Regions from separate parts of the Homo sapiens genome. Here region 1 is linked to region 2. A link is a contact called in ENCODE Hi-C or POLR2A ChIA-PET data. All regions are on one chromosome and are shown on one strand. The core of a region is the stretch at or near the end of the contact, and the rest is flanking DNA. Distances in the headings are between cores, read along the strand shown. Region 1 holds the start of EME1 (essential meiotic structure-specific endonuclease 1). Region 2 holds the start of SPATA20 (spermatogenesis associated 20).

What was found. A loop is a pair of places that touch in the nucleus more often than their neighbours do. ChIA-PET counts read pairs that join two places held with the same protein, here RNA polymerase II (POLR2A). Pooled maps may share reads with other maps.
Region 1: a pooled map shows a loop between it and region 2 (2.9-fold over the local background). The contact joins the promoter of EME1 here to the promoter of SPATA20 in region 2. A Hi-C loop is called at or near these places in 8 of 50 pooled maps. POLR2A ChIA-PET finds 5 or more read pairs at or near these places in 3 of 52 experiments (A549, AG04450 and HepG2).

Annotation. Positions count from the first base shown.
Region 1 is chr17:50,369,509-50,376,768 of GRCh38, forward strand. It overlaps EME1 (essential meiotic structure-specific endonuclease 1), which reads left to right and starts at 3,721. Exons shown (of 9, transcript NM_152463.4): 1 at 3,721-3,769; 2 at 5,677-6,475; 3 at 6,558-6,685. The coding sequence starts at 5,701. It overlaps MRPL27 (mitochondrial ribosomal protein L27), which reads right to left and starts at 3,676. Exons shown (of 4, transcript NM_016504.3): 1 at 3,623-3,676; 2 at 947-1,078; 3 at 524-591. The coding sequence starts at 3,662. RefSeq lists a silencer at 1,265-1,426 and enhancers at 3,210-3,679, 3,820-4,039.
Region 2 is chr17:50,541,656-50,548,423 of GRCh38, forward strand. SPATA20 (spermatogenesis associated 20) reads left to right here and starts at 5,519. Exons shown (of 17, transcript NM_022827.4): 1 at 5,519-5,630; 2 at 6,065-6,112; 3 at 6,628-6,768. The coding sequence starts at 5,554. EPN3 (epsin 3) reads left to right here. Exons shown (of 10, transcript NM_017957.3): 9 at 1-39; 10 at 189-2,095. The coding sequence ends at 502. RefSeq lists silencers at 225-664, 5,529-5,798 and an enhancer at 1,401-1,901.

The DNA.
Region 1 (7,260 bases), core at 2,471-4,970, 170 kb before region 2:
TTGCTGAAACTGAAATCCCCACCTGGTATGAACCTAACTCCTGGCACACTGAATTCTATTTCATTAAATTCAAGCTATCTTTCAACCATCTGCAAGTAAGTTTATACAAAGGAAGAAGTCTTAGAATAATGAAAAACTAATAAATTGAAATTAGTTTCCCAAGACTAAAATAATATTTTAAATCACCAGGTATCTTGTCCTCCAAGAACTGAGGGTTAGAAAGGAGAACCAAGAATACCAGGCCAATGCAACACCAGGGCAAATCATAGTGATCTGGGAGTTAGGCAGACCTGGTGCAAATCCCAGCAGTCACTTGCTCCTTCCACCCCGTCTAGGTCTCTGGCATTTCACCTTACTTACAGGGATGTGGTAAGGAAGAAATGAGATCGTGTAGGCATGGGAATCAGCACAATGCTTGCCATTTGGTAAGCACTCAATACATGCAACTGTTATTACCATGCTTAGGGGCAAGGAGAGGTCAACCTAGAAAAGGAAAAAGGGGGGCAGCAACGGAGCAACTCACATGGGCACCTGGGTGCCAGCGGAAATGGCGCTGTGTTGCAATGATGTTCCCAGCATGAACATAGTGACCTAGAAGAGAAGTCCACAGTGACTGGGGCAGCATAGCAAACTACCAAGAAAACATGATGGCCCAAATGCTGCACACCAACCTCCAAGCCTGCCCCTGGCCAAAAACAACTCCCAGACAGTCCAACACAAGCAGCGCAGGATCTGCCACCCAGCAGCTCTTGTCTCTAATTGCATGGTTATGGCTCACACCCACCCACTCGATGACCCTTCCTCAGGTCTTATCCGTTCCTTTAAACTGGAGCCAATTATGATGGTAAGGAAGAACAGGGCCAGGCACACGCAGGGTTCTTCTGCTCTCCTAAGGAACATGAGGACAGGGTGCAGCTAGGAAGGGGAAGCCAAGGCACATCCTCACCTTCCATTTTCTTAATGCCTTGGCGTCTGCCTGATGACTTTCCACCGAGGTTTTTGGAGCTACCACCCGACTTCTTGGATGCGTATCTGACAGCAAGAGCTGTAGCCGGAGTGGGGCTTAGCAAGGATGTAACTGCAGAGAAAACAGAAACATTGTTCAGACAGACAGGCTCAAACTATTTCTGCCTCAATGGGCCACATGCTGATACGTGAGAGGCGGTGGGGAGATGAGAAAGCTGTGTCAGGGGAGCAGAAGTGCCACTGAGTGTATTAGTTCTCAGGGAATACCTCTAAGTCCTTGGCTTTCTCCTTTTGGGGGAGGGGGCGGGGGAGCAGTGAAACACAAATGGAAAAAAATAAACATCATGTGTTCTGGGTTCTGACACATTCAGTCTAAATGTGCTGAGGAGAAATGGACACCAGAGAGCTGCCTGCTTCAGAGGCTCACTCACCCTCATGCACCACGGAGGGGCCAGAACAGACTTGGGGAGCCCAGTACATCCAGAAAGGCTTCGGTTTCAGGCTCACCCACGACTTTCTTTCTTTTTTTTTTTTAAAGACGGAGCTTCACTCTTGTTGCCCAAGCTGGAGTGCAATGGCATAGTCCTGGCTCCCTGCAACCTCCGCGTCCCGGATTCAAGCGATTCTCCTGCCTCAGCCTCCCAAGTAGCTGGGATTACAGGTGTACGCCACCACGCCCAGCTAATTTTTCGTATTTTTAGTAGAAACGGGGTTTCACCATGTTAGCCAGGCTGGTCTCGAACTCCTGACCTCAGGTGATCCCAAAGTGTTGGGATTACAGGCCTCACCCATGACTTTCTCAGCTGTCCACTCATCCACTGCTCACCAAATACTAGTAAACCAAAAGGATGGCTGGCCTAAAAGTGGCTCCCACAGGGTCCTGGCCATTTCAGAAGGCTGGGCCCTTTCTTCTCAAAGCACATCAAGCAGAGGTCCAACCATGACCCACACACTGCCCTTGTTAATCTGACCTCTCCATACTCATTCCAAAGTGCTCAATAGCATTCATTTGCAGAAGTAAAATGAACTAAAATTCATACTAAGATGGTAGTCCCTTGCTGTATGACAAGCCTAGGGGTGCAACTCCTTGCCTGCAGGTCTCCAGACACAGCCATGATTTAAGGTCCATGCCAGTGTCTTTAGAGAAGCCTTGTGGGTCTCTGGAGCCTATAAGTTCAGAGTTCCTGAAGCCTGGGTTTCTGACATTTCCATGACACCAGAGACTAGCTGGGGCAAAGGACCAGAGATAAGGACTCAGAAAGACAACATGTTAAAACATGCCCGGCGCCAGGATCTACCTACCTTTAAACATCTATTCATTCATTTACATACTTACTAAGCTCAGGAGCTGGGCTTTTACTTTACTTACATTATCTCACTCACAAATCTTTGCTCTTCACCCTACTCCCCATCCTCCTCCTCAAAGTAAATGGTACCACCATTCATCCAGTTGCTTAGGCAGAAACCAGAGTCATTGCAGATTCCTTCTCTTTGCTGTCCTCACATATTGTTCACCAGCAAGCTCTGTGGATGCTAACTCCAAAACAGATCTCAAATTCATCCGTTTTCCTCCAAGTTCACTGCCACCACAAACATCTTGGCTAAATCATCTCTCCTCAGGGCTATTACGACTTTCCATTTGATTTCCTCATTTCCACTCCTATCCCCTTTAAATTTACATAAGAGCAATAGTTTGCTTCTCAAAATGTAAAACTGGCTCAAGTCACTCTCCTGTCCCTCACTCTACACAGGTCTAGGTCTCCTGTCATTCTTTTTTTTTTGGGGGGGGGGGATAGGGCCCCATTCTGTCACCCAGGCTGGAGTGCAGTGGTATGAACATAGCTCACTGCAACCTCGACCTCCCGAGCTCAGGTGATCCTCCCACCTCAGCCTCCTGAGTATCTGAGACCACAGGCAAGCGCCACTACACCCAGCTAATTTTTGTATTTTTTGTAGAGATGGGGTTTTGCCATGTTGCCCAGTCGGTCTTGAACTCCTGGGCTCAAGCGATCCGCCCACCTAGGCCTCCCAAAGTGTTGGGACTACAGGCGTGAGCCATCACGCCCCGCCTGTCATTCTTTAGGTTTTAAATGTTATCTCCTCAGAAGCCTTCCTTCACCGTCCAATCTAAAAAAAGACACACACACAGACACACATTATCCTTCTTCACAGCACTTGCCAGTCTACATCTACTTTATATGTTCATTTATTGCCTTATGCACCAGAGAGAACCGTTCGGGGGCTAGAAGCCAAGTCTTCACGTTTTCTGCTGATTTTCCGAACACCTACCGCCGTGTCTAGCACAAAGTAAGACCTCAATCTGCTGAATCAATAGATTAATTTTTTCAACCCCAATATGCCAATGTTACTAATACTTCTACAGAGAAAGGACCCACCCAAATCCCCAACCGCCAAGGAACCCGTCCGTGCTGCTGAGGCAGGAGAAAGACAAGTGCTCTTCAAACGCCCTCACTCACGGCTCCACCCAGGATGTGTCACGTGACCAGCGACACCGTCCCTCAAACCTGGAGTACCCCACACACTTCCCCTCGCATCCAAGGTCCTCCGCGGGGATCAGTGTCACCTCCTTCCCTCCCTGCTGGAGCTCCACTCTGCCTCCCCGCCTCACCCCGCTCTGACTACTGCGTCCCATTACCGGCTGTCCGGGTCCTCAGCGCCAACACCACCGACGCCATGCTTTCGATCACTCACTTCCGGTCTCGAAAAGTTTCTACTTCCGCTATCAGGAGATCTACTTCCGGGCCCTGCGTGGCAGTTGAAAGAGTGGCGGGAGAAGTTGCAGGTGAGCGTCCCCGGTCGCAGGCCTGCGGATTGGGCAGGGCTTCCCTCCTGAACACCGCTCTGCAGAATCTTGGTGGCTAAGGTGTCCAGGAGCCTCTGCAGCGGACCGCCAGCCTGAGAGGCGCAGAGCTTGTCGGGCAGGGGCCCGCTTGTCCCACTCCCCTGATTTGCAGATGTCAACGGAGGCCCAGCGAAGGGTCAGAGATGAGGCCCCCTCCCTAGTCATTCAACTTACTCTACTTAGCCAGCTGTGTGCCAGATGCTGTACTAAGCGCGGTGGATGCATTATTTTATTTAATTCTCACTACCTTATAAAATGGGTGCTGTTACCATCCCTGTTTTACTAAGGAAGAAACTGAGGCCTAGGCAGGTTACATGTCTCCTTCTGGGTCATACCTACAGTGTTAGTAAATGTTCAAGAAATGATTAGCTTTGCATATGACCCAGCAATTCTACTCCTAGGTATATACACGAAAGGGATTTGAAAACATACCCCCACAAAAACTTGTATGTCAGTGTTCATAGCAGCATTATTCATAACAGGCAAAAAAAGGAAACAAATTAAATGTCCAAGTGATGAATGGATAAACAAAATGTAGCATATCCATACAGTGGAATATTATTCAGTCATGAAAAGCAATTAACTACTGATACAGGCTACATCATAGATAAACCTTGAAAACAAGCTGAGTGAAAAAAGTCAATCACAAAAGGCCACATAGTGTATGATTCTATTTATATGAAATATCCAGAATAGGCAAATGCATAGAGACAGATTTATGGTTGCCAGGAGCTGGGGAGGGAGGGAAAGGACAGTGACGGCTTAATGGCTGCAGGAATTCTTTTTGAGGTGATAAAATAGTGATGATGGTTGCACAACATTGTGAATATACTAAAATCTACTGAATGTACACTTTTAAAAGGATATTATGCTGTGCAAATTATATCTCTATTTTTATTTTTATTTTATTTTTCTTTTGAAGCAGGGTCTCACTCTGTCACCCGGGCTGGAGTGCAGTCGTACAATCACAGCTCACTGCAGCCTTGACCTCCCAGGCTCAAGCAATCCTCCCACCTCAGCCTCCTGAGTATCTGGGACTACAGGTGTGAGCCACCATACCCAGCTAATTTTTGTATTTTTTTGTAGAGACGAGTTCTCACTATGTTGCCCAGGCTGTTCTCGAACTCCTGGGCTCAAGTGATCCTTCTGCTTTGGCCTCCCAAAGTGCTGGGATTATACGCATGAGCTACCATGCCCAGCCTATATCTCAATTTTTAAAAAGAACAGTTTTTGGCCAGGTGCAGTGGTTCACACCTGTAATCTCAGCACTTTGGGAGGCCAAGGCGGGCGGATCACTTGAGGTCAGGAGTTCAAGACTAGCCTGGCGAACATGATGAAAACGCATCTCTACTAAAAATACAAAAATTAGCCAGGTGTGGTGGTGGGGCGCCTGTAATCCCAGCTAGGCTGAGGCAGGAGAATCACTTGAACCTGGGAGTGAGGTTGCAGTGAGCCAAGATTGTGCCACTGCACTCCAACGTGGGTGCCAGAGTGAGACTCCATCTCAAAAAAAAAAAAGAAGAACTTTTGACATCTCCATTTCAAACGTGAAGATAAACAAGGGGTTGGAGGTGTTAAATCTTGTTACCACCTCCCCCCATTAAAATTTTGTAATGGTAACTCTACTTTGTTTATACTTCAGCTTGACCTGGAAAGAATTTGAGGAGGATTCCTGTTAGATTACCAGGAGTTAGAGTTCCAGATTGAATGTGTTGGGGCCATGTCATATTTCTCTGTTTCTGTATTCTCTATATCTTATATTTATGTCATAAAGCCTGGCTATGGAACACAGCTAGTGGACTGAATTGAATGCTCCAGTCTGTGTCATATGTCTCTTTTCCTTTTAGGGAATTATTTGATAGCACATACTGATGGCTCTAAAGAAGTCATCACCCTCACTGGATTCTGGTGATAGTGACTCTGAGGAGTTGCCAACATTTGCCTTTCTGAAGAAGGAACCATCTTCAACAAAGAGGAGACAGCCTGAAAGGGAAGAGAAGATTGTAGTGGTTGACATCTCAGATTGTGAAGCCTCCTGTCCTCCAGCACCAGAGTTATTTTCACCACCTGTCCCAGAAATAGCTGAAACTGTCACACAAACACAGCCAGTCAGGTTGCTAAGCAGTGAAAGTGAAGATGAAGAAGAATTTATTCCTCTGGCTCAAAGGCTTACATGTAAGTTTCTGACCCACAAGCAACTGAGCCCTGAGGACTCTAGCTCCCCAGTTAAAAGTGTTTTGGATCATCAAAATAATGAAGGTGCATCATGTGACTGGAAAAAGCCCTTTCCAAAGATCCCTGAAGTTCCCCTCCATGATACCCCAGAGAGGAGTGCAGCAGATAACAAGGACCTGATCTTAGATCCATGCTGTCAGCTTCCAGCCTACCTGTCTACCTGCCCTGGCCAGAGCAGCAGCTTGGCAGTAACCAAAACAAATTCTGACATCCTTCCACCCCAGAAGAAAACCAAGCCGAGTCAGAAGGTCCAGGGAAGAGGCTCACACGGATGCCGGCAGCAGAGACAAGCAAGGCAGAAGGAAAGCACCCTGAGAAGACAGGAAAGAAAGAATGCAGCACTGGTTACCAGGATGAAAGCCCAGAGGCCAGAGGAATGCTTAAAACACATCATTGTAGTGCTGGATCCAGGTCCTCACATGTGTCTTTGTCCTGTGCTGAGTTATCTGCGTTCTGGACCCCCCACTGACAGTCCCTTTTCCATCTGTTGCAGTGCTCTTACAGATGGAAGGTGGGGGCCAGCTCCTAGGAGCACTGCAGACCATGGAGTGCCGCTGTGTGATTGAGGCGCAGGCTGTGCCTTGCAGTGTCACTTGGAGGAGAAGGGCTGGGCCGTCTGAGGTAGGAGTTTTCTGGCTGACATTTCCTCCCTCTCCTCCCCTTACAATTACAGGATAAATATGCTTTTATTTTAAAGGATACTTATCAGGGCCCCAGCAGGAAGACAGATGGCACATTCAACTCAGGGTAATTAAAAGAAGATTGAATAAAGGGACTGTTTGCCAAGGCATGGGCAGGGTATGAGGAAACTACCAGTGACAGCATGGTACCTCACAGTAATAACAGCACAACTTAGGTTTTTCGACCTCAGTATTGTTGACATTTTAGATTGGAGAATTCTTTGTTTTGGGTGCTGTCCTATGATGTGCACAATGTTTAGCAGCATTCCTGGCCACTATCTACTAATGTACCCCTCTCAGTCATGACAATAAAAAATGTCTGCAGACACTGCCAGATGTCATTTGTGGGGAAAAATCACCCCCGGTTGAGAACCATTGGCATAGCTGTTACCATCCCTATGCCTGAAGGGATGAGGGGAAGGAGTGGTTAACAGAATTCAGGAGAGAGAAATGGAGAGAGGACCACCTTGAGCGAAGCTATGAGCTGCCACAGAGGGGGACAGCAAACCCTAGGTG
Region 2 (6,768 bases), core at 4,269-6,768:
CACCCCAGGTTGCAAAGACCCGGAACCCCTTCCTGACAGGTAAGATATGCCCTTGTCCCTCAACCCAGGGGCTCCTGCTTTCAGAGCCTAGCCTCCGCCGGAGGAGCCCACTCTTCTTCCCAACTTCCACGACCTCCCGGTGTAGGGCTCTGAACCCCGGGTCACTCAAAGCCACTCTCGTTCTGCAGGTCTCAGCGCTCCGTCCCCCACCAACCCGTTCGGCGCGGGCGAGCCGGGCAGGCCGACGCTAAACCAGATGCGCACCGGCTCGCCGGCGCTGGGCCTGGCAGGCGGGCCTGTGGGGGCGCCCCTGGGCTCCATGACCTACAGCGCCTCTCTGCCCCTCCCGCTCAGCAGCGTGCCAGCTGGCTTGACCCTCCCCGCCTCGGTTAGCGTCTTCCCGCAGGCCGGAGCCTTCGCACCGCAGCCGCTGCTGCCCACGCCGAGCTCAGCCGGGCCGCGGCCCCCGCCCCCGCAGACCGGCACCAACCCCTTCCTCTGAGCCCCGCCCCGTCCCATACCGGCCTGCGCCTGCGCCGGACGCTCCGCGGCCCCGCCTCCGGACCCGGGGCTGGGCGGGGCGCCGGTGCTAGTGGAACGCCGAGCCAGTGGCGGCTGGTATCCCGCGGCGGCTCTGGAAGCTGGACGCGGACCACGGCCCGGGAGCTAGAAACTGAACGCCCGCATAATAAAGACTGGAACCCTCGTTCTCAGCTCTCACCAAGTGGACTTTTTGCGGGGTGTGGCGGCCGGGTCTCGACCACAGCGTGGATCACCGGCTGTTTAGGAAACTGCAGCTGCACAACGTGGGGTGCAAAACTGCCCCGCTTCCTTTACAGCTCTTCTCAACCCTCACCTCCATCCCCCGTCACCCAGGCACCTTCGCTTCCAGATGCTGCCAGGCTGTCACTCAATTCGGTCATTTCATTCATTTATCACACATGGGCACTGGGGTTGGGCTAACAGCAAGAGACAATAGGCCTTTGTTCCTATTTATTGGGTACTGCTTACGTGCTAAGCAGATCAGTTTATTTAATGCTTGCAACGACTCTCTGAGGTAGAAAATATTGTTAATTCCGTTCAGGATCCCGGCTACATAATCTGTGGGGCTCAATACAAAATAAAAATGTAGGGGCTCCTTGTTCAAAATCGTATGAAGAATTTCAAAACAGGGACAACAGAGCATGAAACCAAGCGCAAAGCCCACTGCAGTGCGATTGCACAGGTATCTCACCTTGCAGCCGGCACTACTCCCATTTTTCAGGCAAGGAAACCGTGGCTCAGAGAGGTTGAATGGCATGCTCAAAGTCACAAAGCTGGCATGGGGCGGGGCTGGAACTCAAGAGTCAGACAGTCTGGCTCCAAGGCCTGGAGATCCCAGGCTGGGCCCCAGATTTAATTCAGCAAATATTGACTGACTGCTGTGGACAAAGTGCTGGGCTCACCTTGGAGGGATCCAACCTCCAGGAGCTCGAGCGCAGCAGGGTAGACAAGCCAGGGGCACGTGATGCGGCTGTGGCAGAAGCCAAGTGCAGGAGCTCCCAGGCTCCTTTGTTTTACTGAGTCACCTTAAATGTAACTCTGCCCTCTCCCTTGCTTCGCCAAGGCTAGCGAGAAACTCAGTCTTAGCCACACAGGAGGAATCGGACCCCTTCTGGGGGTTTATGTGGAGTCTGGGAAACCAAGGGTGGGGTGAGGCCTGGTACTCAATCCAGGAGGGGCCCCTATGACCACCCTCGCCTGTTTTTCTTCTCAATGCTCCCTGATCACTGGACCACTGGACACTGATGTGTCCTCAGTGCTTGGGGTCTGGCTCTGCAGGCAGCCTGCAGCCAGCCTCCATCCCCCTTTCAGGGACAAATGGCCTTCCACCAGAGTCGGTGAGTGGAGAGGCACAATGCCACTCCCCTTCCTGAGGTGGGGGTAGGGGAAGGGAGTCCCACAATGCAGTTACAAACAGGATGGACAAGAACACCTGCTCAGGAGTCAGACTTACAGGGTTCAAAGTTCTGCTCCAAGGTTTGACCCTAACAAGAATCACTTAGTAATAAGTGGTTATGCTCTGTGACCTTGAGTAAATTACTTACCCTCTCCATGTCTCTGTGCCTGCGTTTCCTTACTTGTCAAACGGGATCAGAAGTTTCTTCCTTGTGAGGTTACTATGTGGATGTCCCCAGGCGTGTCCATTCAGCTCAGAGTCCACCCTCTTCAAAGACTGACCATGAGGCACGAACCCATCATGGCTTTCACTCCTGGTTTTGCCAGGCAATACCCAGAGTCCAGCACCCATCTATTAATATCTTCTGCTGCACCCAAACCTGGGATGTTCCATCCTTCTTGGCCCCTGATCCACCCTTTGTGGCCCTGCCACCCAGGCTCTCTTCTTCTAAACTGGATCCCCCCGAGGACTCCCAAGGGGAGCTGTTTTGTTTCCCACAAAAAAAGTTGGCAGCCTTGCTTCCTGCCTCCCTCCTTATAAGACCCCTCCTGCTAGGAGGTTGGTGCCATAAGTCATTCTGTCTCTTCCCTGCCTGGGGCTGCCACTCCACCTCACTTTTGGGATGCTTCGGTCTTGGCTCATGGTCTTCTCATCCAGCTCTTACCTCAATTTCAAGTCGCTCCATTATCCAAGGACCTTATGGCCCCTTGACCTCTCAATGACCCTCACCATGGTCACACTTGGAGGTTTGTCATCACCCCAGATTCCTCTACATTCAAGGCAGGCTTCTGGCTCTCTGAGCTTAACCTCATTCCTTCTAGCCAGAACATGTTCTTTGGAGCACCCACTGGACCCTCCGGCTAGCCAACCCTTCCAACAACCCGCCACACCCCACATTCTCAGAGTCACCCAGGACCACCATCTCTTCTATCCTTGATGGCGTCCACCACTTTCTCTCAAACGAATCCTTCCCATCGAAATGTGTCTTAATTAGCTCCATCCATCTTGACAGTGTCTTCCCATCTATCCTCTCATGTCAAGCACCCATCATCTCTCTCTGTCTCCCCTCCCTTTCCTCTTCCTCCTCAGCCGACTCGGCAACTTCTGCTCTCAGCCTGACTTCACTAGAACGACGCCCACTAAGCACACCAATGGCCTCCATGTTGCTGAAGCCAGTGGACATTTTTCTGTCCCAGCCAGGCTGGCCCCTCAGGAGTCTGACATGTAGGCACTCTGTCCTTCATCTCTGGGGTGCTGTCCTTTGCACCCTGGCTGCTTCCCTTCTGTGTCTTTCTTTCTTTCTTTCTTTCTTCTTTTTTTGAGACAGAGTTTCGCTCTTGTTGCCCAGGCTGGGGTGCAATCATGAAATCTCGGCTCACCGCAACCTCCGCCTCCCGGGTTCAAGCGATTCTCCTGCCTCAGCCTCCCGAGTAGCAAGGATTACAGGCATGCGCCACCATGCCCGGCTAATTTTGTATTTTTAGTAGAGATGGGGGTTTCTCCATGTTGGTCAGGTTGGTCTAAAACTCCTGACCTCAGGTGATCCACCCTCCTCGGCCTCCCAAAGTGCTGGGATTACAGGCGTGAGCCACCATGCCCTGCCTCCATCTGTGTCTTTCACAGGCTTACTTAAGCCTGGACCTGAGCCCTCTTCTCTGCTCCTCTGCATGGTCTCCCTGGATCAGCTCCACACCCACATGGTCTCAACAGTCAAGACCCCCAATCCTCTCTCCTGAAGCCTCTCCTCTGTCCTCCAAGCAGTGTCATCTCTGCCTCCATGTGCACATCTCAAACCCACAGGTCCCACAATGAACCCCATGAGTTGTCCCCCCACCCCCACCCCATGCCCTCTCTTGAGGGAACGGCCCCACCTTGCAAGTCACCCTGGACACCGCCTTCTTTGTCGCCGCCCATCCTGACGACGTTTCCTCCTTGACCGACTTCCAGCCCATCCCTTTCTCTGCATCTCTGCTCCCCCATCTCCCCCTGGGTGCTGCTATAGCCTCCTATCTGCCCCTGCTTTCACTCTTGCCCCTTTCCAGTTCATTCTCCACTGGGAAGCTGGTGGGATCTTTCCAAAACGCAGATCTAACTGGTAACCCTCCTGACTAAAGCCTTTCAATAGCTTGCTTCTACTGTCATCAAAAATCCCCTTCTCTGGCCAGGCACGGTGGCTCACACCTGTAATCCCAGCACTTCGGAGGCTGAGGCAGATGGATCGCTTGAGGTCAGGAGTTTGAGACCAGCCTAGGCAACATGGCGAAACCCCGTCTCTACTAAAAATACAAAAATTAGCTGGGCATGGTGGCGCGCTCCTGTAGTCCCAGCTACTTGGAAGGCTGAGGCACAAGAATCGCTTAAACCTAGGAGGTGGAGGTTGCAGAGAGCCAAGATCCACTGCACTCCAGCCTGGGCAACAGAGTGAGACTCTGGCTAAAAAAAAATGGGGTCGGGTATGGTGGCTCATGCCTGTAATCCCAGCACTTTGGGAGGCCAAGGCAGATGGATCACCTGAGGTCAGGAGTTCGAGACCAGCCTTGAACCCAGGATGCGGAGGTTGCAGTGAGCCGAGATCACACCACTGCACTCCAGCCTGGGTGACAGAGCGAGACTCTGTCTCAAAAAATAAAAATCCCCTTCTTACAGTTCACGAGTGTCTCCAAGATCTTGCCTCTGCCCTCATCTACTGCCTGTCTTCCCTCTTTCTGCAGTTGCTCAGCCCGGACTCACTGACAAGCCACGGGACCTTTGCACAAACTGTACCTCTGCCTCCTTCCCCAGCACTCCCCCTGAGCACCCTCCAAGTTCCTTTCTCTCGTTCTCCATGGCTTCACAAATGTGATTTCCTCAGGGAAGCCTTCATCCTTTGCCCCTTCCACCAGATCAGGTCACTTGTTACGTTATACCCTCACGGACTTGTCACGTGGGTGTTTATCGGTATGGCTGTCGAATTAGCATCTGCCGCTCTCAACAGACTGTGAGCCATGTGAGGGCAGGAGCCTTGTTTCTCTCTGCCCACCATTGTATACTCAGTGCCTTGCAGAGTGGCAGGCGGCAGGCACTTAATAAATATTGGCTGAATGTAGCCAATGAGGCCATGTGTAACCTATGAGACATAAAATGGGCTCATCAGTATTATTTAAGGAAGACTTCCTGGAGTGGGTAGGATTTGAGTAGGACCTAGAGACGAGGAGGCTGCAAAAAGCAAACCTTGTTAGCTGGTGGACCTGGCCAAGGTACGCCTTCGCCTTGGATCTCATTTCTCATTTGTAAAATGGGCAGGGGTTGGACAAAATGAGCTGAAGCTCTGGCATCCCATGTCCCTAGCATCTCCCAGCCCTAGATCCCACAACTCTCCCTATTCCCTTGAGAAGGGCTGTCCTCCCCAGGCAGGGGCAGAGCCCAGTTTTATGCACAGAATGGGTCCTCCCAAGGCTCGGGTGCCTGATCTGCAATTCTGCGCTCCGCCGCAGGGCGACGCTCGGAGACCAGCCACACTGTCCCAAGTCCCGGCGAAGACCCGCCCGCGGCTCCGTAGGTGCCCGGCCCGCCCCTCGCAGCCTCCTGACTTCCCTTCCTGTCCTCAGCGGCCGGGCCCACGGCCCCGAGCAGCCATGCTGGGCGCGCGGGCCTGGTTGGGCCGCGTCCTTCTGCTGCCCCGCGCCGGTGCAGGCCTCGCCGCGAGCCGCAGGTACGGGCGGGCGAGCGGGCCCCTAGGGCACTCCCTGCGCCTGCCTGCGGGCCCAGTGGAGGGTCTTCCGGACACCGGTCCCCAGTGCCAGTCTGGACCACCCCTGCATGCCTGGCCCTTCCCCCACCCCACCTCCGGTCTGCTCCTGAGACCTGGCTCTGGCTGTAAGGCCCTCCTCCCCTCCTCTCCCGTCCTCATCCCTTCCCTCCTCTCCCCTTCCTTCCAGTGCAGTGCCAGCTCCTCAGGGACTGTTCTGACACTGCTTCCAGGAAGCCTTCCTTGCACCCCAGTGCTGGATGCTGGGTCAAGGGCCTTTCTCCAATAGTACCCTGTGCCCTGTCACAGTCCTTTATTGCTGCATGGACCTTTCGTTATTTAGGTCTGCCTGCAGTCCCACTTCCAGGCTGAACTCCCTGAGGTCTCTGATTCCCTAGGTGTCCTGGAGTCTGGCCCAGGACCTGGCCCCACAGGAGTCCCAGCAGGTGGGCGCTGAGTGAGGGAGTCCCCATGTCTGGTTTCCTCTGTTTGTCCCTCACCTGGTCGAGTCCCAGACCCTACTGATCTTGGCCTGTCCAGCCACCAACAGTAGGCTGCCTTCCAGTGGGGCCACACCCAGGCCTGCCAGAGAGATGCCTCCAAGCAGCTGCTCCAGGAAGGGCCGGGGGAGGGGCCTGGGGAGGGGTAAGAATGGAGCCCCAAGAACCATTCTGCCCATTGTGACCCGCCCTGACCTCACAGCCATCCTTCCCACCGCCAGGCCCAGGAGGTTGGGGGAGACTAACCTGGCAAGGAGCCCCCAATGAGCCACCTCTCCTCACCCCCCAAAAAACATAAGGGGGAGCACAAAGGCCACAGTCTCCCCCATGGTTCAGAAAGGTGGGTTGGGCTGGGAGCAGGGGTCCTACTGGGGTGCTGAGTGAAATGGAGCAGGTGCTGGGGGGCCTGGGAGAAGGTGGGTGGAGGCCCCTGGCTTGCCTGATGCACCAGTCCTCGCCAGGGGTAGCTCCTCCCGGGACAAGGACCGAAGTGCGACGGTCAGTAGTTCAGTGCCCATGCCTGCTGGAGGGAAAGGAAGCCATCCTTCATCTACACCCCAGAGGGTCCCCAACCGCCTGATCCACGAGAAGTCACCATACCT